4 separate regions of the Homo sapiens genome follow, and regions 1, 2 and 3 are each linked to region 4. Evidence: chromatin contacts called from ENCODE Hi-C or POLR2A ChIA-PET data. All regions are on one chromosome and are shown on one strand. The core of a region is the stretch at or near the end of the contact, and the rest is flanking DNA. Distances in the headings are between cores, read along the strand shown. Region 1 holds the start of ILF3 (interleukin enhancer binding factor 3). Region 2 holds the start of QTRT1 (queuine tRNA-ribosyltransferase catalytic subunit 1). Region 3 holds the start of ATG4D (autophagy related 4D cysteine peptidase). Region 4 holds the start of MRPL4 (mitochondrial ribosomal protein L4).

Region 1 (6,674 bases), core at 1,609-4,108, 400 kb before region 4:
CTATCTGCCTCAGATTCCAAACTTCCTGATGGAAACAAATCAAATCTTTCTCTGCCAGGACTTTGTTAAGATAAAAAGCATCCAATAAACAGAACCTAGAAGGCTGGGCATGGTGGCTCACGCCTGTAATCCCACAACTCTGGGAGACCGAGGCCGGTGGATCACCTGAGGTTCGGAGTTCGAGACCAGCCTGACCAACATGGAGAAGCCCCATCTCTAGTAAAAATGCAAAATTAGCTAGGTGTAGTGGAGCATGCCTGTAATTCCAGCTACTCGGGAGGCTGAGGCAGGAGAATCGCTTGAACTCGGGAGGTGGAGGTTGCGGTGAGCCGAGATCGCGCCATTGCACTCCAGCCTGGGCAACAAGAGCTAAACTCTAACTCAAAAAAAAAAAAAAAAAAAAAACCCTACAAAATCCTAGTTCCTGTAAAGGTTTAATAAAAGCAAGATTCAAATATTAAGGTCACAATTTCCTGGGCCATAAATGCTAATACTAAATGTTAACACTTACACATCTTTCAAAACTGCACAAGGTGAATTAACTTGCTGACAAAATGTAGCAGGATGACAAGTCCAAGAGGTATAAATAAGGGAAGGGATCACTCCTCTGGGGCCATGAAAGGTAATCAAAAGAAACCGAGAAAGGGTGACAGCAGTCCCTAAGAGAAGAGGCCCCAGCCCAAAGAAAACGACTAAAGGCTTTTCCAAGAATAGAAGACTTCTAACCCCCACATCTTGCTAAAGCCTAAAGGGTAATCTACTGTCTACCCAAAGGAAAGGGACTTACAGAAGGCTTCTTCCCCATCACTGACTCTACCTGTCCCCTACCTGGAGGCCTTAACCAGGGAGCACCGTCTGTATCTGTGTGATCAAAATATTAGCAGCTGTCCTTTGTCAACGTGGTATTTAACATGAAAATTTAGGAAAAAATAACAGACTTAGATTCCTCATGCTCAGGAATATGGGCCTTCAAGACCCTGAAAATACTAGAAGGAGCCAAAGGAATTTTTGCCTAGAGGCACCAAACAAGTTCAATCAGAAAAACCACAAACAATTAGGCACCTCTCAGCTCCAGGAAGACTCGGCTAAGCTCCAGGAAGATAGGGAGAGTGATAAATAGCGCCCAGTGGCGGCAAGGCCAAGCCTGGCAGTCATTGCTAGCCTCCAATCTGAACTAAAGAATATTCCAGACAACACTGGGGCCTGCAGACTCCATTCACAAATCCCAGGGACCAAGAGCCACCCACATAAGCAAGGGGCCCCAGCACCACGGAACAGGGAGAGGAGCACCTGCCAATGTCCTGCGGCCTCCTCCTGCTTTCCAGCTGTGAATGAGGCCCTGGTTCCCACACTTCATTCACAGTCTGGGCGGCTACTGTAACTACATCCCACGAGACCACACACAAAGCATCACGCACAAGGGACAGTGGCAGCACTCTGAGCAATCCATGGAGATTCCCATCCACAAATACCTGAGGAAAAGAGAGCTTAAAGTCCTAAATTTGAATCCTAACTTCGGATGGCACCTCGCGATTCCATGTGGACCACAAATATGCCATCACACCACTCATTTTAAAGAGAGCAAAATCTTGAAAAAGATTCAGCAGCAGTGAATTACCGGAGTCCAGAAAAAGAAACCACTGAAACCGACGCTTCGTTGCTGATCCATGTCACCTAAGCAGCAACTGGCAAACAATGTTGGAAATGTGGAGAAGAGATCCCTCATTCTCCTCAAATTTGGCCACTGAACTGGGGGAGGAGCATGCAGACCGCCGTACACCCCAAATAATTCATCCAGGCGGTGAATTAACTGGGGCAGAACCTCATGAGTAACCTCGAGAATCTCAATCGTTCAACTACTTGAGAAAATAAAGGTAGAAATGGGTTTTAAGCATCCACGTTTCGGGGCCCAGGCTTGCACCCAAGTAGATTGCCGGTCTAGAGAAGGCAAATACTAACAATCTGGAAAAACATTCAACAATGAAAACAAACTAACTAAAGAAAAAGCTGAAACCCTCTCAAGTTTTGACCCTGATCTGAGAGAGGCCTGGCTGACCAGAGATTTGGAAACCCGACGAACCCACAAAGGCTTCCTCAGCAATCCGCGTGGGAAGGGGCTTCCAAGGAGGGGGTCCGCCTCTCCGCGACCTGTGAGGACAAAGGAGGCGACTTTTCCCGCCTCGGGAACCTGGGACTCTCCTGGAATCGGGGGCGGGACCGGGACAAAGAGGAGGAGGGGGTAGGGAAGGAGTGAGGAAGGGGGGTCGCCCCGCCGCGGAACTCGGGACCCGAGGGGGTGTGTGCTCCAAGCACGTGCGCGCGTCCCCAGGACCCCCGCAACAGACAAAAGCCCAGCCGCGGGGAGGCGGCAGCCGGGGGCCCGGTGCGCGCGCACCCCCCCGCGCGTGGCGCCGCCGCCGGCCGAGGGGCCGCGTGCGGGGGGGAGCGGCTGCGCGCGCACCGAGTCCTCGCCGCCGCCGCAGCCGCCATTTTGTTTCCTCCGCACAATGGAAGAGAGTTAACGGCCGAGCGCGGGAGCGAGGCCGGCAAGGGAGGAACGGGCCAGGCGCCGGGATGAGGGAACCGGGCGGAGGCGGCGAGCGTGGGATCCCTCCAGCCTTGTCACCGCGAACCCTCAGTGGGGATCTCACTGAGGGCGGGCGGGGGGAGGGGCAGAGGCGGGAGCGGGCCCGGCCGCCGCCACATTGACGCTTACCTTGTCGGCGTCCCCTTCTTCGACCGCAGCCGCCGCCGCCGCCCTCCTGCCACAGCCCGCCGGGGTCTGCCCCCAAAAGCCACGCGGTGCGCGCCGGGCTGCTGGGTCCAACTGCAATGGCGAGAAGAGGAGGAGGAGGAGTCCGGACCGGGGGCGAGCGGGCGGGCGGGCAGGCGCGCGCCGGGGAGGTGCGGGAACACGTGACCGGCTGAAGCCCCGCCCCCTTTGACGCCGCGTTGCGCCTCGACGCAGGCCCAACCCAAATGGGAGGGAGGGGCGAAAAGAGATAAGGGGGGGGCTGAGGGGGTGGGCGTGAGTTGCACGTGGTGCAAGCGGGAGTGTTTGCGTGCGTAGTCACGTGACTTCGGCACCTTTCCCTCCGCTTTCGATAGGTTGCTCCATCATGTGACAATGGCGAATTTCGCGGTTTCCTTCGCCATCTGACAACTTTTGGCGCCTTCCCTTTGCCGTACTGGGAGTCCTCCATCACGTGACGAGGGCACGCTCTGGTTTTCGCTAAGGCGTTTTTTGAGCGGCCATTACCACGTGATGCAAGGCAAGCGTCAGAGGCGGAGCCTCCCTACGGCTGCGACATTTTGCGCCTGCGCGGCCGCCATCTTACGCCCGTCGCCCTGAGTACGTTAGCGGAAATGGCTCCGAGAGGCTTTGACGCATGTGTACCTTTTTAGTGGCGGTATCTCGGCCGGGGATTTTCGGGCTCCAGTGGAGGTGGCTATGCTCACCCCATCTCCCTTGAGAGGCACAGAAGGTTAGAGATGTGTGCGAGGAACGGCCAGGTCCAGCGTCTCCTCGTTGCTGCCCCTTGAGCCCGGGACCGGCGCCAATGCGCGCCCGGGTTCTTGGGTTCTTTCGTCCCGCAGACCTGCCTTGGTGTGGCGTCCCTGGGCCGTAGCTTCCGAAGGCTGCAGCCGACCTGGTCGGGGTCCTCTAGCCCGCCTTCCCCTTCCCCCATTGACAGATGGAGAAACTGAGGCCCAGGCCAAAAAATATCTCACTAGAGGGCTCACCGCCATTTCCTGGAAAAATTGGGGCTGGGACTCAACGGACGCTCGTCCAGCAGCAGCGCGGAGCTCCGAAGTAAAGGCGCCCGTGACCGAGTGCTTTGTCCTTACAAGCGTGGTGTTCTTGAATGCTTCCAGGCGCCTTATGAGGCCCCCGATGTACAATCTGTGCTTAACTAAACCCCACTGTCTTCCAGGGTCAGGTTGGCCATCCGCAGGCGTAGTTGCTAGGAAGGTTTGACAGATGTCCGCCTGTTGATTCAGACGTTCCCAGGATTTGGAGCAAGAAGAGCAAGGAAGGCCAGGCGCGGTGGCTCACGTTTGTAATCCCAGCACTTTGGGAGGCCGAGGCGGGCGGATCACGAGGTCAGGAGTTCGAGACCAGCCTGGCCAGCATGGTGAAACCCCGTCTCTACTAAAAATACAAAAGAAAATTAGCCGGGTGTGGTGGCACATGCCTGTAGTCCCACCTACTTGGGAGGCTGAGGCAGGAGAATTGTTTGACCTGGCAGGCGGAGGTTGCAGTGAGCCGAGATTGCGCCACTGCACTCCAGTCTGGGCGACAGAGCGAGACTCTGTCTCAGAAAAAAAAAAGAGCAAGGAGGTGTTGAAAATGGGTTTCCTGGCTGGGCGTGGTGGCTCACGCTTGTAATCCCAGCACTTTGGGAAGCTGAGGTGGGCGGATCACTTGAGGTCAGGAGTTTGAGACCAGCCTGGCCAACATGGTGAAACACCGTCTCCACTAAAAATAGAAAAATTAACTGGGTGTGGTGGAGGGCGCCTGTAATCCCAGCTAATCAGGAAGCTGAGACAGGAGGATCGCTTGAACCCAGGAGGCGGAGGTTGCAGTGAGCCGAGATTGCTCCATTGCACTCCAGCCTGGGCGATAGAGTGAGACTCAGCCTCAAAAAAAAAAAAAAAAAAAAATTCGCCAGGTGTGGTGGTGTGCGCCTATAATCCCAGCTACTCAGGAGGCAGAGGCACAAGAATGGCTTGAATCACTTGAACCTGGGAGGCAGAGGTTACAATGAGCCGAGATGGCACCACTGCACTCCAGCCTGGGCGACAGAGCGAGACTCCGACTTCCCATCTTAAAAAAAAAAAAAAAAAAAAAAAAGAAGTGTAAAGATGTGATTATGTGGCAGGGGGTAAGGGTTAAAAAGAAAACAAGAACAAGTTTTCCTCTGCTTAGCCAGCTTACTTCAAGGACAGTTATAACACTGAAAAGTCGAGGCCAAAGGAATGGGCTCCAGACAGCCTCCTCCGGAGCAAAGTTGAAAAGAAAAATTCCTTTACTGTCTCTCCTTTTCTGAACCATTAAATATGACTGTTTGCCAATGGTTGTATTTAGTAAGATTTGTAGACTCTGTTTTTCTTTTGACACAGCTGCAAGGCCAACAGCTGTGCAAAGCCACAAGTTATGCTAAGTCAGCAGTTATGCTATAGATTACATGACCTGTGACTGTATCATTAACTGCTTTTGTTTTGCTTCTGTAAGTTTGCCTATAAAAACCACACTCAGTCTTTGTTCAATGGTCAGCTTTTCAGATACAAATCCACTGAGCCGGTGTACATCTAAATAAATCCTCCTGTTTCCCGTGTCAGTCTCTCTGGTCCTTTGTTTCCTGCAACAATTACAGAAATGAGTGCCTAGCCGGGCATGGTGGCTCACGCCTGTAATCCCCACACTTTGGGAGGCCGAGGCTGGAGGATCCCTTAAGCCCAGGAGTTTGAGGCCAGCTTGAGCAACATGGCAAAACCCAGTCTCTACAAAAATTAGCTGAGCGTGATGGCCTGTGTCCATAGTTCCATCTACTTGGGAGGAGTAGGTGGGAGGATCACTTGAGCTGTGGAGGTCCAGGCTGCAGTGAGCCGTGATGGAGTCACTGCACTTTTCAGCCTGGATGGCACAGCTAGACCGTCTCAAAAAAGAAATGAGTGCATGCTGTACCCTCTGCTTTTCTATTTTATTTACATTTTACTGTGGATTTTTAATAGGTAGCATAGTCACATGATACGTCAAATGTGCCAAAGACGCCGGGCGCGGTGGCTCACGCCTGTAATTCCAGCACTTTGGGAGGCTGAAGTGGGCGGATCACGAGGTCAGGAGATCAAGACCATCCTGGCTAACACAGTGAAACCCCGTCTCTACTAAAAATACAAAAAAAAATTAGCCGGGCGTGGTGGTGGGCATCTGTAGTCTCAGCGACTCGGGAGGCTGAGGCAGGAGGATGGCATGAACTCGGGAGGCAGAGGTTGCAGTGAGCTGAGATCGTGCCATTGCACTCCAGTCTGGGCGACAGAGTGAGACTCCATCTCAAAAAAAAAAAAAAGTGCCAAAGACATGAGAGCACAAAGTCTTCCTCAGACATCCAGTTCCCTCCCTCTTAGAAGCCATTGTACAGTTTTGTTTTTTGTTTTTTGTTTTTGAAACGGAGTCTTGCTCTGTCTCCCAGGCTGGAGTGCAGTGGCACGATCTTGGCTCACTGCAAGCTCCGCCTCCTGGGTTCACGCCATTCTCCTGCCTCAGCCTCCCGAGTAGCTGAGACTACAGGCGCCCACCACCACGCCCGGCTAATGTTTTGTATTTTTAGTAGAGACTGGGTTTCACCGGGTGAGTCAGGATGGTCTCGATCTCCTGACCTCGTGATCCACCCGCCTCGGCCTCCCAAAGTGCTAGGATTATATGCGTGAGCCACCGCGACCAGCCATTGTACAGTTTTTTGTGTAACTACAGTAGAGTTTTATTTTCAGAGGTGCATAATCATATTCTTGTTTTTCACATAAATTGATAAGTTATTCTGCACCAGGCTTTTTAATTTCATTTCCTGTGCCTCAGATCTGTCTCACAAATAGAGCTGGAAATTGAAGAAAGGTTTGGTAAGATGATTGGGGCATGCACTAAGATAAAATTGGTTAAAATGCCAGGGCATGGT
Region 2 (6,652 bases), core at 170-2,669, 450 kb before region 4:
GCAGAGGTTGCAGTGAGCTCAGATCGCAAAATTGCACTCCAGCCTGGGCAACAAGAGCAAAATTCTGTCTCAAAAAAAAAAAAAAAAAAAAAAAAAAAGAAGGATATTGAGGATATGGGAGAAGCCTAAAGCCTCCCCAATCCTCTTGTTGCCACCATTATTTCAACAGATATTTGTCCAATTAATTTGTTTTTTTTATTTTTTATTTTTTATTTTGGTAGAGACAGGGTCTCCCTGTATTGCCCAAGCTGGTCTCCAACTCCCGGCCTCAAGTGATCTTCCCGCCTCAGTTTCCCAAATTGCTGGGATTACAGGCATGAGCTTCCACGTCCAGTCTTAATTTGCTAATGAGAGAAAAACTGCAATAATAATACTTAAGCTACTACATGGCTGGGATGGAGATTTACTGACATCATCTCATATGTACTTGTCAACAATTCTACCAAAGACCTGCTACTATTTACCCCCGCTTTGAGTTGGTTCAACTGAAGCTCAGCGAGGAGTGACCTGCTCAAAGCCACACAACAGCTAAAAAACAGGCCCCGTGTAAACTTCACCCCCTGACAGACAGGGTAAGGAGGCGGCTCCCCAGGGTCCTCTCACCCAGCGCATTCTGGATCTGCACGGATTTCTCCGGGCTCAGCAGGGTCTCATTGCCGTCGTAGGGGGAGCGGAAGCGGACGCCCTCCTCCGTCACCTCGGACAGAGACACCAGCGACACCATCTGGAAACCGCCGCTGTCCTAAGGGAAACCCCACCGCAAAGCTGTCAGGGGGTGGAGATGGGGACCCTTCACTCCAGAGAAGGGCCCTAGAACGTCGGCTCTCTCCTCAGCTCACCGTTAGCAGATTATGAGGCCAATTCATGAAGCCGTGGAGACCGTTGGCTTTCTGGATCAGCTCGGGTCCCTGGGTTGATGGAAGAAAGTGTCAGGTTAGGGGTGACCGCGTCCCTGGGGGCCCTTCTTGGGAGACAGATCTGGCCAGCTTTAGTCCCTGCTGCTCTTTCACGCCCAGTACAAGGCCTGGTCATTGGGGGCGCTCAATACAGCTGGTCGATTGACTTTGGGAGGAGTGTCCGGGCCTGGAGGACGCTCCATGGCTCCCCACGCCTCGCCGCCTCGCCGCCTCCCCGCGCGGGCAGAGCCCACCCACCGGCCTTAGACCCAGATGGTAGGTATTGCCCAGGCAGATGCGGCAACCCAGAGCGTCCAGCTGTTCGGTCGTGATGCCCTTCATGGTGGCCTGCGTGCCCACTGGCATGAACACAGGAGTGGCCACTGTCCCATGCGGCAGCCACAGCTCGCCTGCCCGGGCCCTGGAGCGGCTGCATTCGGCCACCAGCCGCATGATCCGTGGGGCCGACTCCAGGGAAGCCTGGGTAGCTGCTCCCGCCATCTTGACTGTCGGAACCACGTGGGCCGTACCACACAGTGGGCGGCGCCATGTTGGCCGCTGTCACGTGACCACGCGATCCGTTCTGGAGCCCGGGAAAGCGTCGGGGGACCATGGCAACGGATTTGAACCCCTGGTCCTGGCTGGGGGCCCATTTAACTCCTACCCACAACACGCTAAAGCGAAGAATCAGAATTGAACTGGGAACGAATCCCATCCCTAGCACTTTCGAGCTACAATCAGAGACTCTCTTAGCCATAATTTTCTCTTGGATAAAATGTGGCGAATTACAGCATCTCGGCATAAAGACTTTGTAAAGATTGAATAAAGGGCCGGGGGTGGTGGCTCACGCCTGTAATCCCAGCACTTTGGGAGGCCGAGGAGGGAGGATCACGAGGTCATGGGATGGAGACCATCCTGGCTAACACAGTGAAACCCCGTCTCTACTAAAAATACAAAAAATTAGCCGGGCGCAGTGGCAGGCACCTGTAGTCCCAGCTACTCCGGAGGCCGAGGCAGGAGAATGGCGTGAACCTGGGAGGCAGAGCTTGCAGTGAGCCGAGATCGTGCCACTGCACTCCAGCCTGGGTGACAGAGCGAGACTCCATCTCAAAAAAAAAAAAAAAAAAAAAATTAAGCTGGTGTGGCTGGGTGCGGTGGCTCACGCCTGTAATCCCAGCGCTTTGAGAGGCTGAGGCGGGCGGATGACCTGATGTTGGGAGTTCGAGACCAGCCTGACCAATGTGGAGAAACCCCGTCTCTACTAAAAATACAAAATTAGCCAGGCATGGTGGTGCATGCCTGTAATCCCAGCTACTCCGAAGGCTGAGGCAGGATAATTGCTTGAACCTGGGAGGCGGAGTTTGCAGTGAGCCGAGATCGTGCCATTGCACCCCAGCCTGGGTAACAGGAGCAAAACTCTGTGTCAAAAAGAAAAAAAAGTTTTAAAAATTAAAAAATTAACAGGTTGTGAGCCAGGCACGGTGGCTCACGCCTGTAATCCCAGCACTTTGGGAGGCCAAGGCGGGCGGATCACGATGTCAGGAGTTCAAGACCAGCCTGGCCAGTATGGTGAAACCCCGTCTCTACTAAAAAAATACAAAAATTAGCCGGGCGTGGGGGTGCGTGCCTGTAGTCCCAGCTATTCGGGAGGCTGAGGCAGGAGAATCGCTTGAACCCGGGAGGCGGAGGTCGAGCCACGATTGCGCCACTGCACTCCAGCCTGGGCGACAAAGCGAGACTTCATCTAAAAAACAAAAACAAAAACAAAATCAAAACAAAAACATTAACATGGTGTGGTGGCACGCCCCTGTAGTCTCAGCTACTCAAGAAGCTGAGGCAGGAGGATCACTTGAGCTGAAGAGTTGGAGGCTGCAGTGAGCTATGATTGGGCTACTGTACACCAGGCTGGGCAACAGAGTGAGACCGAAACCCTAAAAAAAAAGATAATAATAATATACAATATTATATAGTAATTGTTATCATTACAACTGGATCTGATATCTGTCCTGGCCAGCAGAGAGCGCTATTGTCCCAGAAGATGTCCTTTCAATTGTCTTAAACTGAGCTACTCTGGCCAAGAGGGTGTCTAAGGGAGCCTCAAGCCCCCTATCCTGTAAGAAAGGCTAAGGATGCCGGTTGCCCAGATGGTGGGGCATCCTTAGTAAGGCCACACCCGGAAAACCCGCCTGGAAAACACCCCTGCCCACCAGCAAGCCAACCTCAGGGCCTTTGCACCTGCCTTTGTCTACAACACTCATCCTTTCTTTTCTATTTCTTTTCTTTCTTTTCTTTTCTTCTTTTTTTTTTTTGAGACAGAATCTCACTCTGTTGCCCAGGCTGGAGTGTAGTGGCACAGTCTCAGCTCACTGCAACCTCCGCCTCTCAGGTTCAAGCGATTCTCCTACGTCAGCCTCCCAAGCAACCGGGATTACAGGTGCCTGCTGCCACACCCGGCTAATTTTTTTTTTATTTTTGAGATGGAGTCTTGCTCTGCTTCCCAGGCTGGAGTGCAGTGGCACAATCTCTGCTCACTGAAAGCTCTGCCTGCCAGGTCCACGCCATTTTCCTGCCTCAGCCTCCTGAGTAGCTGGGACTACAGGCGCCTGCCACCACGCCCAGCTAATTTTTTGTATTTTTAGTAGAGACCGGTGTTCACCATGTTAGCCAGGATGGTCTTGATCTCCTGACCTGGTGATCCACCTGCCTTGGCCTCCCAAAGTGCTGGGATTACAGGCGTGAGCCACCGCACTCGGCCGTTTTTTGTTTTTTTTTTTTTTGAGACGGAGTTTTGCTCTTGTTGCCCAGGCTGGAGAGTGCAATAGTGCAATCTTGGCTCACTACAACCTCCACCTCCTGGGTTCAAGTGATTCTCCTGCCTCAGCCTCCTGAGTAGCTGGGATTACAGGCATACGCCACCACGCCTGGCTAATTTTTTTGTATTTTTAGTAGCGACAGGGTTTCTCCATATTGGCCAGTCTGGTCTCGAACTCCTGACCTCAGGTGATCCTCCCACCTTGGCCTCCCAAAGTGCTGGGATTACAGGTGTGAGCCACCGCGTCCGGCTAATTTTTGTTTTTAGTAGAGATAAGGTTTCACCATGATGGCCAGGCTGGTCTCAAACTCCTGACCTCAAGCGATCCACCCATCTAGGCCTCCCAAAGTGCTAGGATACAGGTGTGAGCCACCGTGCCCAGCTAATATTTCTATTTTTCAAAATGTTTACCAGGCGCAGTGGCTCACGCCTGTAATTCCAGCACTTTGGGAGGCCAAGGTGGGTGGATCATATGAGCCCACGAGTTAGAGACCAGCCTGGGCAACATGGCAAAAAAAAAAAAAAAAAAAAAGTTAAAAAATTACCCATAATTCCAGTTACTTGGGAGACTGAAGCAGGAGGATTGCCACAGCGCCTGGCCAATATGTGTTTAAGTCTGCTTCTTGCCAAGCTTTCTGTGTTATTCTGATGCCCACTCGTTTCAGAACCACTGTTTTTCACTCTTGGCTGCACATAGAATTACCTGTGGAGTTTTTAACTATCTCTATGCCCAGACAACTTAAACTAAAATCTATGGTGAGTAGCTTATGTACTTTGGGACGATGAAGTAGGAGGATTGCTTGAGGCCAGAAATTAGAGTCGCCCAGGCTAGGGTGCAATGGTGCGATCTCGGCTCACTGCAACCTCCACCTCCCGGGTTCAAGAAATTCTCCTGCCTCAGCCTCCTAAAGTAGCTGGGATTACAGGCGCCCACCACCATGCCCAGCTAATTTTTTGTATTTTTAGTAGAGACAGGGTTTTGCAATGTTGGCCAGGTTGGTCTCGAACTCCTGACCTCAGGTGATCCACCTGCCTCAGTCTCCCAAAGTGCTGGGGTTACAGGTGTGATCCACTGCACCTGGCCGATCATCTCTTAAAAAAAAAAATCTATGGGGATGAGACTCAGTCATCAATTTTCTTTTGTTTTTTGTTTTAAGCCTCAAGGAATTTCTGTGTGCAGCCAATGTTGCCTCTCAGTGGTTTAGGTTCCAAAAACAGCATTTCATTATCTTATCCAAAGTGAGTCTCTTTCTTTTCTGGGTGACCTTATCTTGGAGCTCTGACCTGCCTGCAATTCTTGGTTATCCAAAGCTTCTGGGATGTTGGAGGGAATCCTCTGCATTTTAGAATGCAATCACCATGATTGGATGAATGGCTGATTGGATTAAGGGTTGCCTGGATTTGCTGTTCTGAAGCTAGTATAGCCCCTTCTTTTCTTGGCCACCTAACACCTGACCCCGCTCATACACCCCTGCATTGAGAGAATGTCATATTTTTTAAGGCTAAGCCTGCCTTTCCATAGAAGTTATAATTGACAGTTACTTTCCCAGCCTGCCCTGCAGCCAGGCTGCACAAGGCTCAGGTTCTGCCATTCACAATTTGGATCAAAAGCCAGTGGTGGTGGCCGGGCACAGTGGCTCACACTTGTAATCCCAGCACTTTGGGAGGCTGAGGCGGGCGGATCACCTGAGGTCGGGAGTTTGAGACCAGCCTGGCCAACATGGAGAAACCCCATCTCTACTAAAAATACAAAATTAGCCGGGCATGGTGGCATATACCTATAATCCCAGATACTAAGGAGGCTGAGGAAGGAGAATTGGTTGAACCTGGGAGATGGAGGTTGTGGTGATCCGAGATCGTGCCATTGCACTCCAGCCTGGGCAAGAAGAGTGAAACTCCGTCTCAAAAAAAAAAAAAAAAAGAAAAAGAAAAAGAAAAAAGCCAATGATAAGGAGAAACAGGCCCTTGGGCTCGAAAACACTAGGGACAGGAGTTGGAGGCAGCTACATCCATGTCACAGAGATTCATGAAAATAAGAACAGTTTATGTCAAAACTGAAGCTACACTCAGGAAGTTTATAGGTGGTTGCACATCTGGTCTCCAGCCACAGTAATCCTTGTAGCATCAACTACAGTCTCTGTACTTAGTCATTGTGAGATTGGGCTATGTGTGGGGTTGGCGTTGGGGTACCACCACTAGCTGTGTAGCCCCTGATGCTGGTTCTCTGCCCCTCCTGGAGATCACTGTGCCACCTGACATTCTTCATTACACACTTTTCAAGCATAGACAAACGGACAGAGAATTGCATAGTTATCACCTTGTAACCAATGACCCAGCTTCAACAATTATCAAAAGAGGCTTAATCCACCCACTTAAACAAATATATTCTAGTCCGGATGCAGTGGCTCACGCCTGTAATTCCAGCACCTTGGGAGGCTGAGGCAGGTAGATCGCTTGAGCCCAGGAGTTGGAGACCAGCCTGGGCAACACGGCGAAAACCTCTGCTGTACTAAAAATACAAAAATTATACGGGCGCAGTGCTGCACACCTGTAGTCCCAGCTACTCGGGAGGCTGAGGCAGGAGGATAGCTTGAGCCCGGGAGGTGGAAGCTGCAGTGAGCTATGATCGCACCACTGCACTCCAGCCTGGGCAACAGAGCAAGATCCTGTCTCGAAAAAACTAAAAATAAAATTATATACATACATACATATAGAGAGAGGTCAATGTGTTCAGTAGGACAGGATAGTCAGGGCTGGGCTCACTGAGACGGTGGGATTTGAGCCTGAAAGGAGGATGGAGGAGTCATGCGGAATCGGAGAGAGCACTCCAGGCCTCGTGAACAGTTAAGAGCAAAGGCCTGGAGGTGGGAATGTGTCTGGATTGTCTGTTGTGAGCGCGGAGGTCAGTGTGGCTGGAGGTGAGCGGATGAGGGTGTGGAGGTGA
Region 3 (6,924 bases), core at 861-3,360, 290 kb before region 4:
CACTCGGGTTGGAGTGCAGTGGCAGGATCATAGTTCACTGCAGACTTGAACACCTGGGCACGAGCAATCTTCCCACCTCAGCCTCCCAGGTAGCTGGGATTACAAGCATGCAGCACAGTGCCCAGCCAAAACTCTTTTTTTTTTTTTGAGACTGAGTCTCGCTCTGCCACCCAGGCTGGAGTGCAGTGGCACGGATCTCGGCTCACTGCAACCTCCGCCTCCCCGGTTCAAGCAATTCTCTGCTTTACCTTGCCAAATTACAGGTGCCTGCCACCACACCCAGCTAATTTTTGTATTTTTAGTAGAGATGGGGTTTCACCATCTTGGCCAGGCTGGTCTTGAACTCCTGACCTCATGATCCACCAGCCTCAGCCTCCCAAAGTGCTGGGATTACAGGCATGAGCCACCGTGCCTGGTGAAACTTTTTTTTATTTTTATTTTTGACACAGAGTCTCCCTCTGTTGCCCAGGCTGGAGTGCAGTGGTGCGATCTTGGCTTGCTGTAACCTCCGCCTCCTGGGTTCAAGAGATTCTCCCACCTCAGCCTCGGGAGTAGCTGGGATTACAGGCGTGTGCCACCACAACCGGCTAATTTTTGTATTTTTAGTAGAGATGGGGTTTCATCATATTGGCCAGGCTGGTCTTGAACTCCTGACCGCAAGGGATCCATCCGCCTCAGCCTCCCAAAGTGCTAGGATTACAGGCATGAGCCACCGTTTCCAACCCCGGCTGAAACTCTTATAAACAACTCTCATCTCTCCAAAACTTACTTGACACACAATTCTAACGTGACTTTGAACTCTTAGTTGGTAAGTAATTCTAATACTGCTGATATGGCAGTTGACCCTGTACTCCTAGTGCACCCCTTCCCCCCTATGGCTCACCTCTGGGCAGGAAATGCAGCAGAAGGCCCTGTGCCAGCATCATCTGGCCGCTGCGTAACATGCACCCCCAGCCACAGTCCGAGGTCAGGCAGCCCCCAGGAAGGGGCGGGAAGTCCCGGCGGTATGTGAGCCACAGGCGGGACACAAAGTCCCGCTGGAAACGCTGTATGTCACCTACAAGAGCGGGTCTGTCAGCTGCCACCAGGGACACTCCGGCGGGCGTGGAGAGGCCTCCCCCAGCCCTGGTCCCAACCACCAGCTCACCCTCGCCCTCGAAACGGTAGCGGCGGCCACAGAGGTGGATGCTGGAGATCTTGCTAAAGCTGGTCCGGCTTTTAACCACCCAACCTGGGGAGACGTAGGGGCAGCGCCCAGCGAGATGAAGCACTTGCATGACAGCAACAGCGCTTCCATTCCCCCATCTGTGAAATGGGCACGATCCTAGTTCCTATCTCCGGGGTGGCTCCGGGGATTCCGTCGGAGGTGGGGCCCCCAGTGACAGCTACAGGAGTGTCCACCATCAATTCAGGATGAAGGAAGGTAGTTCTGATTATTGTACCCATTTTACAGAGAGGGGCAAAAACGGAGGCGCCAGGAAGCAAAGGATCTTGCCCAAGGTCACACAGGGGAATGGGCGGGGCTTGAAAACACTATTGGACCTGCCACAGGTCCACCCTGGGCCGGGCAGGGAGGGGACCCACAGGTGACTCAGGACGGGAACAAGGGTGGGATAACTGGCAGGACCGGGGTCTGGTTTTCCTCAACGGCCCCCGACACCCCCACGATCTCCGGGCCCCCTCCTCACCGTACTTGACGTTGTTCCAGGCTGTCAGGAACTTGGCCTTGAACTTGTCCACTTCGTCCGGCTCACTCGGGCCAGCCCCGGGAGAGCCAAGAGCGGGGCCGCTGGCTCCGGAAGGCCCCAGGCCGTTGGGGTCTGGGCCTCTGGGACCCCGCGGCCTGCGGGCCTCGGGCCGGCGGCGCGCGTCCTCCGGGCTGCTGCTCCGGTACTGCGCGGCGGCCGGCGACACTGAGTTCATGGACGCGCCGGGAGGGCGGACCGAGGGCCCAGGTGGGGGGCTGCGGCCGCTGCCCCCCAAGGGCGACCCGCAGCCGGTTCACGGGGCCCGGGGAAGGCGCTACTCGGCCCCCGTCCCCAGGGTACCGGGCCAGGCAACAGCCGCCGCCGCTGCTACCGCAGCCATCGCCATCTTAGCGGGCCAGGACCCCGGATGACGGTGGGCGTGGCCAAGCCAGACGCCCCGCCCCGCCCTCTCCCCGCCCAGCCGCCTTTCCTGCCCCGATCCCGGGTCGCCAGGCGGGGACCTCAAACCCCGACGCCTTCCCGCGGCCTCCCCCCGCCCTCCTTATCACACCGCCAGGAGCGCGACAGCCCCTTCAGGCCCTTATCGGAGGCAGCAGAGCTGGGGAACCCCTGCCCCTGGCCCCGCCCCTAGTCCTGCCCCCCAGGGCCCAGGACTGACCTCCTGGCAGGCGCCCAGGTGAGACTGACTGCGCACCTGCAGCGCCCGCCCCGCCTCCCGAGTGCACCTGCGCGGGCTGCCGACCCAGAACCCGCCCTGGCCTGGGACCAAATCGACTAGTGTGACCTCCGGGGCAAGCCACGCCTCTCTGTGCCTCAGTTTCCTCATGTGCAAAATAGGGCTGGAATACACGCAACAACATAGACGAATCTTCATGAGAATTATGCTCAGGGAAAAAAAATCCAGGGGTAGGCAGGCGCGGGAGGGAGGGATGAATGAAGTGCTCCAGGAAAGTTTTTTTCAGTGTTTGTTTTGTCGAGACAGCATCTGGCTCTGTTGTCCAGACTGGAGTGCAGTGGCGCTTTCATAGCTCACTGCAGCCTCCAACTCTGATCCTCCAACCTCAGCCTCCAGAGTAGCTGAGACCGCAGACAGGAGCCACCATGCCTGGTTAATTTTTTAAATTTTATTTGTAGATAAGGGGTCTCGCTATGTTGTCTAGGCTGGTCTCAAACTCCTGGCTTCATGAGATCCTCCCGCCTCAGCCTCCCAAATGCTGGGATTACAGGCGTGAGCCACCACCTCAGGCAGGAAGACATTTTTTGGAGCTGTGGATAAATTCAGTATCTTAACTGTAATAGTGGCTTCACAGGTGTGAAAACTCATCAGATTGTACGCTTAAAATTTGCATGGTTTTGTATATGTCTATTATACCTCAATAAGGCTGAAAAAAAACCTCTTTGTTTTAAAAAGTAATCAGTTAACTTTTTATAGAGACAAGTTCTCTCTATGTTGCCCAGGCTGGCCTGAAACTCCTTAGCTCAAGTGATCCTCCTGCCTCAGCCTCCCAAGTAGCTGAGACTACAGGAAAATATTTTATTTTATTTTATTTTTTAATTTTTTTTCTCTAACCTTGCGAGGCCCAAACAGATTTTGGTTGTTGTTGTTGAGACAGGGTCTTGCTCTGTCATCCAGACTACAGTGCAGTGGCCTGATCATGGCTCACTGCAGTCTCAACTGCCGAGGCTTAAGCAAGTCTCCTGCCTCAGCCACCTGAGTAGCTAGGACTATAGGCACATGCCACCACCCCTGGCTAATTTTTTTTTTTTTTTTTGAGACGGAGTCTCGTTCTGTTGCCCAGGTTGGAGTGCAATGGCGCGATCTCGACTCACTGCAAGCTCTGTCTCCCAGGTTCACACCATTCTCTTGCCTCAGCCTCCCGAGTAGCTGGGACTACAGGCGCCCGCCACCACGCCTGGCTGATTTTTTGTATTTTTAGTAGAGACGAGGTTTCATCGTGTTAGCCAGGATGGTCTCGATCTCCTGACCTCGTGATCCGCCCACCTCGGCCTCCCAAAGTGCTGGGATTACAGGCGTGGGCCACCGTGCCTGGCCACCCCTGGCTAATTTTTAAAAATTTTTCTGTAGAGATAGAGTCTCCCAGTGTTGCTCAGGCTAGTCTTGAACTCCTGGGCTGAAACGATTAGCCTCAGCCTCCCAAAGTTCTAGGATGACAGACATGAGCCACTGCACCTGGCCAGGGACAATTTTTATTTTTTATTTTATTTTCATTTATTTATGTATTTATTTTGAGATGGAGTTTCGCTCTTGTTGCCCAGGCTGGAGTGCACTAGTGCGATCTTGGCTCACTGCAACCACCACCTCTCAGGTTCAAGCAATTCTGCTGCCTCAGCCTCCTGAGTAGCTGGGATTACGGGCGCACACCACCACGCCCAGCTAATTTTTGTATTTTTAGTAGAGATAGGATTCCACCACGTTGGCCAGGCTGGTCTCGAACTCCTGACTGAGGTGATCCGCCAGCCTCGGCCTCCCAAAGTGCTGGGATTACAGGCATGAGCGATTGCACCCAGCCAGGAAAAAGTTTTAAATGTGTCTAACTCATAAAGATGTATGGGAATGAGCTGAACTTACCAATGTAAAGTGCTTAGAGTGGTATTTGAGGAACAGTTGGGGCTCAGTGAGAGCCAACTGCATGATGACAATGCAGTGACCCTGTGAGCCATGGAGAGGGTGGCCTCTAGTGGCCAGCCCCGGGGCTCTGTCCTCAGCTCTCTGAAGGAGGTAAGAAAGATTTGAATGAGGGTGTGATCCAAGAAGGAGAAGGCACAAAAGGGGCAGTCACCTCCCTGACTTTCCTTTTTTCCCCTCTCCTCCCAGTCGCCTTCAATCACAATTGACCCCTTTCTCTTTCATTAATTTATTAATTTATTGATTTATTTTATTTTATTTTTTTGAGACAGAGTCTTGCTCTGTAGCCCAGGCTGGAGTGCACTGGCACAATCTCAGCTCACTGCAACCTCCGCCTCCCAGGTTCAAGCAATTCTCCTGCCTCAGCCTCTGGAGTAGCTGGGATTACAGGTGTGAGCCACCACACCCGGCTAATTTTATATTTTTAGTAGAGACAGAGTTTCACCATGTTGACCAGGCTGGTCTTGAACTCCTGACCTCAGGTGATCTGCCCGCCTGGGCCTCCCAAAGTGCTGGGATTACAGGCTTGAGCCACTGCAACCAGCCAAGTGCACCCTTTCTCAAACTCAACAGAGCCAATGCCACCTCAGAGTCTTTGCACTTGCTGTTCCCTCTGCCCAGACCACGTTTCTTACCATGGCTCTCCGTCACCTCCTTCAGGTCTTTTTTTTTTTTTTTGGCAGGGTCTCACTTTGTTGCCCAGGCTGGAGTGCAGTGGCACGATCATAACTCACTGCAACCACGACCTTCTGGGCACCAGTGATCCTCCTGCCTCCTGAGTAGCTGGGATTACAGGCATGTGCCACCACACCCAGCTAATTTTTATATTTTTAGTAGAAATGGGGTTTCACCATGTTGGCCAGGCTGGTCTCGAACTCCTGACCTCAAGTAATCCACCCACCTCAGCCTCCCAAAGTACTGGGATTACAGACGTGAGACACTGTGCCCGGCCGCAAGTCTTTATTCAAATATCACCCCTACACGAAGATTACCACTCTCAAAATTCTCCCCCATCTCCATCCTTGGTCTCCTTCTCTTCCCTGCCTTTTTCCCCCTCCCCGCCGCATGGGAGTAGTTATCACAACCTTACTGTCTTTATCCCCTTGGGCTGCTGTGACAAATACCATAGCCTTGGGGGCTAAAACAACACACCTTTGCTTCTCACAGTTCTAGAGGCTAGAAAGTCCCAGATCAGGGTGCCAGCATGGTTCTTGGTGGGATTCTCTTCTATTTTTTGTTTTGTTTTGTTTTTTTGTTTTAGATGGAGTTTTTGCCCAGGCTGGAGTGCAATGGCAATCTCGGCTCACCACAACCTCTGCCTCCCGGGTTCAAGCGATTCTCCTGCCTCAGCCTCCCGAGTAACTGGGATTACAGGCGCCCACCACCACACCTGGCTAATTTTTTGTATTTTTGGTAGAGACAGGGTTTCTCCATGTTGCTCAGGCTGGTCTCGAACTCCCGACCTCAGGTGATCTGCCTGCCTTGGCCTCCCAAAGTGCTGGGATTACAGGCGTGAGCCACCGCGCCCAGCTGAGATTCTCTTCTTATCTTATATCCTCTCACCTGCCTTCCTTTCTTTTTTTTTTTTTTTTCTCACAGTCTCACTCTGTTGCCAGTACTGGAGTGCAGTGGCATCATGATCTTGGCTCACTGAAGCCTTGACATCCTGGTCTCAGCCGGGCTCGGTGGCTCATGCCTGTAATCCCAGCACTTTGGGAGGCCGAGGCAGGCAGATCACGAGGTCAGGAGATAAAGACCATCCTGGCTAACACAGTGAAACACAAAAAATTAGCCAGGTATGGTGGCGGGCGCCTGTAGTCCCAGCTACTCAGGAGACTGAGGCAGGAGAATGGTGTGAGGGCCCCACCCTCAAGATTGCGTCCAACCCCAATTCCCTTTTTTTTTTTTTTTGAGACAGAGTCTCACTCTGTTGCCCAGGCTGGAGTACAGTGGCGCGATCTTGGCCCACTGCAACCTCGACCTCATGGATTCAAGTGATTCTCCTGCCTCAGCCTCCCGAGTAGCTGGGATTACAGGCACGCGCCACCACACCCAGCTAATTTTTTGTATTTTTAGTAGAGACAGGTTTCGCCACGTCGGCCAGGCTAGTCTTGAACGCCTGACCTCAGGGTATCTGCCCTCCTCAGCCTCTCAAAGTGCTGGGATTACAGGCATGAACCACTGTGCCCAAGTGTATTATTTTCGAGACAGAGTCTCACTCTGTCACCCAGGCTGGAGTTCAGTGGTTCAATCAGGACTCATGGCAGCCTTGACCTCCTGGGCTCAAGTGATCCTGCCTGAGCCTCCTGAGTAGCTGGCACCGTGGGCACACACAACCGCATTCCATTGGAGTTGACCACTTTGAGCCCAGTGTAGGCCCAGGGGTCTTTGGATTCTGCACTCAGTACAGACTGTGCAGCCAGATGGCTCAGATAAGGGACCTCGCCACTCTCTGCCTCAGTTCCTTTTTCTTTGAGAGATGGGGTTGGGCAACTCGCTCGGGTCCCCTTCCACACTGTGGAAGCTTTGTTCTTTCGCTCTTTGCAATAAATCTTGCTACTGCTCACT
Region 4 (6,256 bases), core at 3,231-5,730:
AGGAGGGGGGTCAGGTCCACGAGGCAGGTGTCAGGGAGCCGGGCAGATCAGTCCTGCCACGGGGAAGTCAGACAGGAGGCACCATGATGACGGGCTCTCTCTGGCCAAGCACAGAGTACTTGGGGAGCGAGGGGGAGGGTAAAGAAGTCACAGCTCCTGCCCCATGCCAGCCTCACAAAGGCAGGGGCCCTGCCACCGGGCACGCAGGGGGTGCTCGGTATTTTCTGAACTATTGATTTTTTTTTTTGAGGCAGTCTCACTCTGTCACCCAGGCTGTGGAGTGCAAGTGGTGTGACCTTGGCTCACTGCAACCTCTGATTCCTAGATTCAAGCGATTCTCCTGCCTCAGCCTCCCTAGTAGCTGAGATTACGGGTGCCTGTCACCATGCCCGGCTAATTTTTTTTTTTGAGATGGAGTCTCGCTCTGTCGCCCACGCTGGAGTGCAGTGGCGCGATCTCGGCTCACTGCAACCTCCGCCTCCCAGGTTCAAGCAATTCTCCTGTCTCAGCCTCCAGAGTAGCTGGGACTACAGGCGCCCGCTGCCACACCCAACTAATATTTGTATTTTTAGTAGAGATGGGGTTTCACCATATTGGTCAGGCTGGTCTCGATCTCCCGACCTCGTGATCCATCCGCCTCGGCCTCCCAAAGTACTGGGATTACAGGTGTGAGCCACCGCACCTGGCCCCAGCTAATTTTTTGTATTTTCAGTAGAGATGGGGTTTTGCCACGTTGACTAGGCTGGTTTGGAACTCCTGGCCTCAAGTGATCCACCTGCCTTGGCCTCCCAAAGTGCTGAGATTACAGGTGTGAGCCACCGTGCCGGCCTATTTTTTGAACAATTTTAATGTGGTTGTAGCCACAAGGAGGGAGGGCCATGGGAAATGACACAGACAGGGAGAATCAGGAAAGAGGAGCAGGGCAAGGAAATCAGGAAGAACTCAGAATAGCAGACTGATGACTTTATTCCTAGGGTGATGGGGAGCCAGGGAAGGTGTGAGCAGGGGGAGGACTGGCCAGACCTCTGGGGTGGATGGATAAGACCCTGACTGGTAATGGATTCTTCAATGTTCTTGGCACAAAACCCAGACTCCTCCCCACTGCTCCCACTGGCCTCTGTGGCAACACTGGCTTCCTTGTGGTCCCTGCCACAGGGCCTTTGCACACCCTGTTCCTGTTATCTCCACACTAGCCCCACTGCCTCCTTGATCTGGTTAGCTTCTACAGTAGACCCAAGGTTGAACGTCCCATTCTCTGGGACATGCTCATAATTACACATTACGTATGACCATCTGACTCACCTTCACTTCTCCTCCCATGACACTGTGACCTTCATTAGAATAGGGACTTTGCCCATCTTTTTCTTGGGGTTGTGGGGGAAGGGGTAGAGACTGGGTCTTGCTGTTTCCCAGGCTGGTCTTTCCTGGCCCCAAGCAACCCACCCACCTCAGCTTCCAGTGCTGGGATTACAGGCCTGAGCCACTTGCACACAGCCGGACCTTGCCTGTTTTGTCCTCGTGGTCCCTGCTATATCCTCTCACCCACCACAATGCCCACATCAGTGAGTGATCAGAAAACAACTGAAAATGAGCTGGGCACGGTGGCTCACGCCTGTAATCCCAGCACTTTGGGAGGCCAAGGCAGGTAGGTTCCTTGAGGTCAGGAGTTTGAGACCAGCCTGACCAACATGGTGAAACTCCATCTCTACTAAAAATACAAAAATTAGCCTGCATGGTGGTGCACACCTGTAATCCCAGCTACTCAGGAGGCAGAGGCAGGAGAATCGCTTGAACCCAGGAAGCGGAGGTTGCAGTGAACCAAGATTGCGCCACTGCACTCCAGCCTGGGTGACAGAGTGAGACTCCATCTCCATCTCAAAAACAAACAAAAAAAAGAGAACCAAAAATGGACCCATCGGTGAATAGTTCAGGAGACAGATGAGGCCCCAGCCGAGCAGTCCAGAGAAAACCCAGCGATGGGCTTCCTCTGGGTCCTATCCCCAACCTCCCCAGGAAGCTCCTTCCCACCACCTTGCTCCATTTAGGCACTCACAATTCTCTTGAAGTTCTTCTGCCACATAGCAACCTGGTGCAGTATGTCCAGCCTGCGGGGAGGAAGGACACATGAGAAGCCCAACTCTGCTTCAAACGCTCCCACCCCACTATAGGAAAACCCAGGATTCTCCCTTCTGCCTCCAGGGCCCTGGGCGATTTGCCTCTGCCCCTCACTGACCCCATCTTGAAATTCTGCCTCAGGGCCTTGGCACTTGCTGTTCCCTCTGCCTGAAACACTCTTCTCCTGGATGGTTCTTTCTCAGCCTACAGGTAGCAGCTCCAATAACTGCTGAAAGGTACCTTCTAAAGAAAGAGCCACCCTGACCAGGTGCAGTGGCTCATGCCTGGAATCCTGGCACTTTGGGAGGCCAAGGCAGGTGGATCACTTGAGGCAAGGAGTAAGACCAGCCTGGGCAACATGGCAAAGTGATGTCTCTCCAAAATATACAAAGATTAGCTGGGCACGGTGGTACATGTCTGTCATTCTGGCTACTCGGGAGGCTGAGGCATGAGAATTAGTAGAACCCAGGAGGCGGAGGTTGAAGTGAGCTGAGAGCATGCCATTGCACTCCAGCCTGGGCGACAAGAGCGAAACTTCATCTCAGAAAAAAAAAGCCACCCCTTCTTCCTTGTTTTTCCTACCATTACTTTTTTCCTGCTATTACACTTCACTTATTGCCACCTTCTTCAGGGACTGGTTTTCCTCTCTAGTTCTATACCATTCCATACAGTCACATACTCAACATCTGAAACATGGCCAGTGCCCCATGCTACAATGTGATTTCGACATAGTTTTAAATACAGGTTAAATACATTATTGAAATCAATTTCACCTGTTTTTTTTTTTGAGATGGAGTCTGTCTCTGTCGCCCAGGCTGGAGTGCAGTAGTATAATCACGGCTCACTGCAACCTCCATCTCCCCAGGTGCAAGCGATTCTCATGCCTCAGCCTCCTGAGTAGCTGGGACTACAGGCTTGCACTAAGACGTCCGGCTAATTTTTGTATTTTTGGTAGAGACGGGGTTTCATCATGTTGGCCAGGCTGGTCTGCAACTCCTGGTTTCAAGTGATCCGCCCACCTCGGCCTCCCAATGTGCTGGGATTACAGATGTGAGCCACAGTAACTGGCCCCTACATTTTCTTTTCTTTCTTTTTTTTTTTTTTTTTTGAGACAGAGTGTTGCCCAGGATGGAGTGCAGTGGCGCGATCTCGGCTCACTGCAAGCTCCGCCTCCCGGGTTCACGCCATTCTCTTGCCTCAGCCTCCAGAGTACCTGGGACTACAGACGCCCGCCACCACGCCCGGCTAATTTTTTTTTGTATTTTTAGTAGAGACGGGGTTTCACCATGTTAGCCAGGATGGTCTCGATCTCCTGACCTCGTGATCCGCCCGCCTTGGCCTCCCAAAGTGCTGGGATTACAGGCGTGAGCCACTGCGCCCAGGGTGGCCCCTACATTTTCTTAGAGATGTTATGAACAGCAGGGTAACTAAAATGCAAACAGCCTCTTCCAGGCACCGAGGAATGGTTTAGTCTTTTTAGTGCTCTTATTTGCAAAAACCAGTTAACAAAGATTATCAACATTTCTATAGAACTTATTATGTGCCAGAATTAAGTCATTTATTCATCACAGCAACCTCCCGACCGCTGACAAAATAGGGACACTGAGGGACAAGAGGGGAAGGCAGGATTTGAACCTAATCAGTCGGGCTCCAGAATTCTGTCTCCCTAACCCTTAGATGATGTCACCTCTCAGGCTTCAATCTCACACAGCGCTACAGCAGGGGAAACTGTCATCATTCCCCTTTGACAGGTGGAGAAACGGAGGCTGTAGAAATACAGCACTTTCCCAAGGGTACAAGCCCAAAGTCATCGTGACTCCTGAAATCCCGCTCTTCATCCCTCTGCCACTCAGTTCACCATTACAGCCCTCGCTCACCTGGGCGCGGTGGCGAAAACATCGGGGTGCAGGTCGGCCAGGCCCACGCGCTCCTGCTCGAAGCCCCGCAAGGACTCGACCCAGGCCTGCACTGGGCGTCGATGAGTGGGTACCGGGAGCTCGACTTTGCGCAGCACGGGCTCCGGGAGACCTGGAGCGATTGCGGGGGTCAGAGGTTAGGGTCAAGGGTCAGACCTCTCTGTCGCCGCCCCTCCTGGAGCCACCCCGGTTGCCTTACCCTCGCTCGCCACCTGCTCCGGGTTCTCGGTCGCACGCGCTGCCTCTTCCGCCAGGGAACTCAGGCCCTGCAAGGGTTGGGCGAAAGTGAGAGACGACCCCTGGACACCCCCAAATTTCATCCTTCGACCACGCCTCCAGCCCCTGGCCTCACCTGGCTGCCGGTAGGCCGAAGCCAGGCCCGCGCCCCGGCCCGGACGAACTGCAGCATCGCCGCGCAGCCTCCCACGCCGCGGGAGGTCAAGGCCACTGGAGCCTCGCGAGGCGCCGCTGGATGACGTCACGCACGCGACGCCGCCCTACCCGCCGCGACTCCGCGCTGGAAAGCGGGGTGTGCAAAACCGAAGATGGAGGGGGTCCGACCCGGCGTGCCCAGACCTCCACCCCAGGACTAACCCCCAGACCCAATTTTCACTCCTGCCTCAAGGACCCTCCGTAACACTGGGGAACGCGACCTCACAGCAAGAAGACCCAGCTTCCGTAGGCCTAGCCTACTTTGGGTCCCGCCTCCGACGAGCCGGTGCAGGAATTCAGCCAATGAGACCTCTCTGGCCCAATTCAGCCAATGACTGTTAAGCCTGAAGGAGTGACCCCCGCCCATAAGTGGGCAGTTCTGGAGTGAGCAACTAAGGAATACAGCCAATAACGCTTAAACTTTTGCTGTTGGTCACGCCCACCGGGCCACGCCTTCATCCCGCCTCCAAGGCTGTCGGAGATGGTTTTTTCTTTATCCAGTTATGTGGTTTTGTTTTTTTATTTGTTTTTTTGTTTTTGTTTTTGTTTTTGTTTTTGTTTTTTTTGAGACGGAGTCTTGCTCTGTTGCCCAGGCTGGAGTGCAGTGGCGCGATCTCGGCTCACTGCAAGCTCCGCCTCCTGGGTTCACGCCATTCTCCTGCCTCAGCCTCCCGAGTAGCTGGGACTGCAGGCGCCCGCCACCACGCCTGGCTAATTTTTTGTATTTTTAGTAGAGACGGGTATCACCGCGTTAGCCAGGATGGTCTCGATCTCCTGACCTCGTGATCCTCCCGCCTCAGCCTTCCAAAGTGCTGGGATTACAGGCGTGAGCCACCGTGCCTGGCGTTTTTTCATTTGTTTAAAGGCAGGGCCTTATTGCCCTCAGAAAGCCTTCAGGATTGGGCCTGCCAGACCATGCCTCCCAGTTTAGATTCCCCAGGGCAGGGCCATGTCCCCCCGAAACCCCTCAGATTAGGTATTTGTGTCCCTTACCCCCTAGACCAGGGTCCTCTCCCCTACCCCCTTAAACCAGGTCCCGTCCCCTCTCAGACCTTCCAGGGCTCTCCAAGGACAGAACAAAGTGGGGAGTCCACAGATCCTGGAGTGCCTCCCTTGTCGCCCCCTAACAAATCCGAATGCTTATTTTTAGTTTCTTTGTTTTGGTTTTTAGAGACAAGGTCTTCCTCTGTCGCCCAGGCTGGAGTGCAATGGGCAAGATCATGGCTTACTGCAGCCTCGACCTCCAGAGCTCAAGGGATTCTCCTGCCTCTGTCTCCTGAGTAGCTGGTCTACAGGTACGCAAGCCCGGCTCATTTTTGTATTGTATTTTTTTATTTTGTATTTGTATTTTGAGATGGAGTATCGCTCTGTCGCCCAGGCCGGAGTGCAGTGGTGTGAGATCGCACATCTCGGCCTCCCGGGTTCAAGCGATTCCCTGCCTCAGCTTACCGAGTAGCTGGGACTACAGGCGCCCGCCACCACACCTGGCTAACTTTTTGTATTTTTAGTAGAGAGGGGGTTTCACCGTGTTAGCCAGGATGGTCTCAATCTCCTGACCTCGTGATCCGCCCGCCTCGGCTTCCCAAAGTGCTGGGATTACAGGCGTGAGCCACCGAGCCCGGCCCTAATTTTCGTGTTTTTATTAGAGACAGTGTGGCACCACGTTGGCCAGGCTGGTCTTGAACTCCTGACCTCAGGTGATCCACCCGCCTCGGCCTCCCAAAGTGCTGGGATTACAGGCCTGAGCCACCGCGCCCGGCCTAATTTTTTTTTTGTAGAGATGGCGGGGGGTG

Evidence for each region. A loop is a pair of places that touch in the nucleus more often than their neighbours do. ChIA-PET counts read pairs that join two places held with the same protein, here RNA polymerase II (POLR2A). Pooled maps may share reads with other maps.
Region 1: a loop to region 4 is called in a map of naive thymus-derived CD4-positive, alpha-beta T cell, with 6 times the contacts of the local background. The contact joins the promoter of ILF3 here to the promoter of MRPL4 in region 4. A Hi-C loop is called at or near these places in 1 of 168 maps with a recorded cell type or tissue (naive thymus-derived CD4-positive, alpha-beta T cell) and 8 of 50 pooled maps. POLR2A ChIA-PET finds 5 or more read pairs at or near these places in 4 of 52 experiments (A673, GM12878, PC-9 and 1 more).
Region 2: a loop to region 4 is called in a pooled map, with 4 times the contacts of the local background. The contact joins the promoter of QTRT1 here to the promoter of MRPL4 in region 4. A Hi-C loop is called at or near these places in 1 of 168 maps with a recorded cell type or tissue (naive thymus-derived CD4-positive, alpha-beta T cell) and 7 of 50 pooled maps. POLR2A ChIA-PET finds 5 or more read pairs at or near these places in 1 of 52 experiments (A673).
Region 3: a loop to region 4 is called in a pooled map, with 2.8 times the contacts of the local background. The contact joins the promoter of ATG4D here to the promoter of MRPL4 in region 4. A Hi-C loop is called at or near these places in 1 of 50 pooled maps. POLR2A ChIA-PET finds 5 or more read pairs at or near these places in 4 of 52 experiments (AG04450, B cell, activated T-cell and 1 more).

The regions. Positions count from the first base shown.
Region 1 is chr19:10,650,530-10,657,203 of GRCh38, reverse strand. ILF3 (interleukin enhancer binding factor 3) reads right to left here and starts at 2,858. Exons shown (of 20, transcript NM_017620.3): 1 at 2,717-2,858. It overlaps ILF3-DT (ILF3 divergent transcript), which reads left to right and starts at 3,332. Exons shown (of 1, transcript NR_024333.1): 1 at 3,332-5,342. RefSeq lists silencers at 2,531-2,690, 2,771-3,010 and enhancers at 3,101-3,570, 3,811-3,980, 3,846-4,347, 4,348-4,850.
Region 2 is chr19:10,696,206-10,702,857 of GRCh38, reverse strand. It overlaps QTRT1 (queuine tRNA-ribosyltransferase catalytic subunit 1), which reads right to left and starts at 1,419. Exons shown (of 10, transcript NM_031209.3): 1 at 1,155-1,419; 2 at 840-908; 3 at 604-742. The coding sequence starts at 1,397. RefSeq lists enhancers at 436-625, 1,386-1,475, 954-1,702 and a silencer at 1,106-1,165.
Region 3 is chr19:10,539,090-10,546,013 of GRCh38, reverse strand. It overlaps ATG4D (autophagy related 4D cysteine peptidase), which reads right to left and starts at 2,110. Exons shown (of 10, transcript NM_032885.6): 1 at 1,689-2,110; 2 at 1,148-1,231; 3 at 884-1,057. The coding sequence starts at 1,923. RefSeq lists an enhancer at 1,124-1,719 and silencers at 1,765-1,944, 1,995-2,334, 2,345-2,394.
Region 4 is chr19:10,250,438-10,256,693 of GRCh38, reverse strand. MRPL4 (mitochondrial ribosomal protein L4) reads right to left here and starts at 4,480. Exons shown (of 9, transcript NM_015956.3): 1 at 4,384-4,480; 2 at 4,231-4,297; 3 at 3,993-4,143; 4 at 2,054-2,105. The coding sequence starts at 4,440. RefSeq lists enhancers at 3,978-4,551, 4,408-4,817, 4,948-5,097, 4,552-5,125.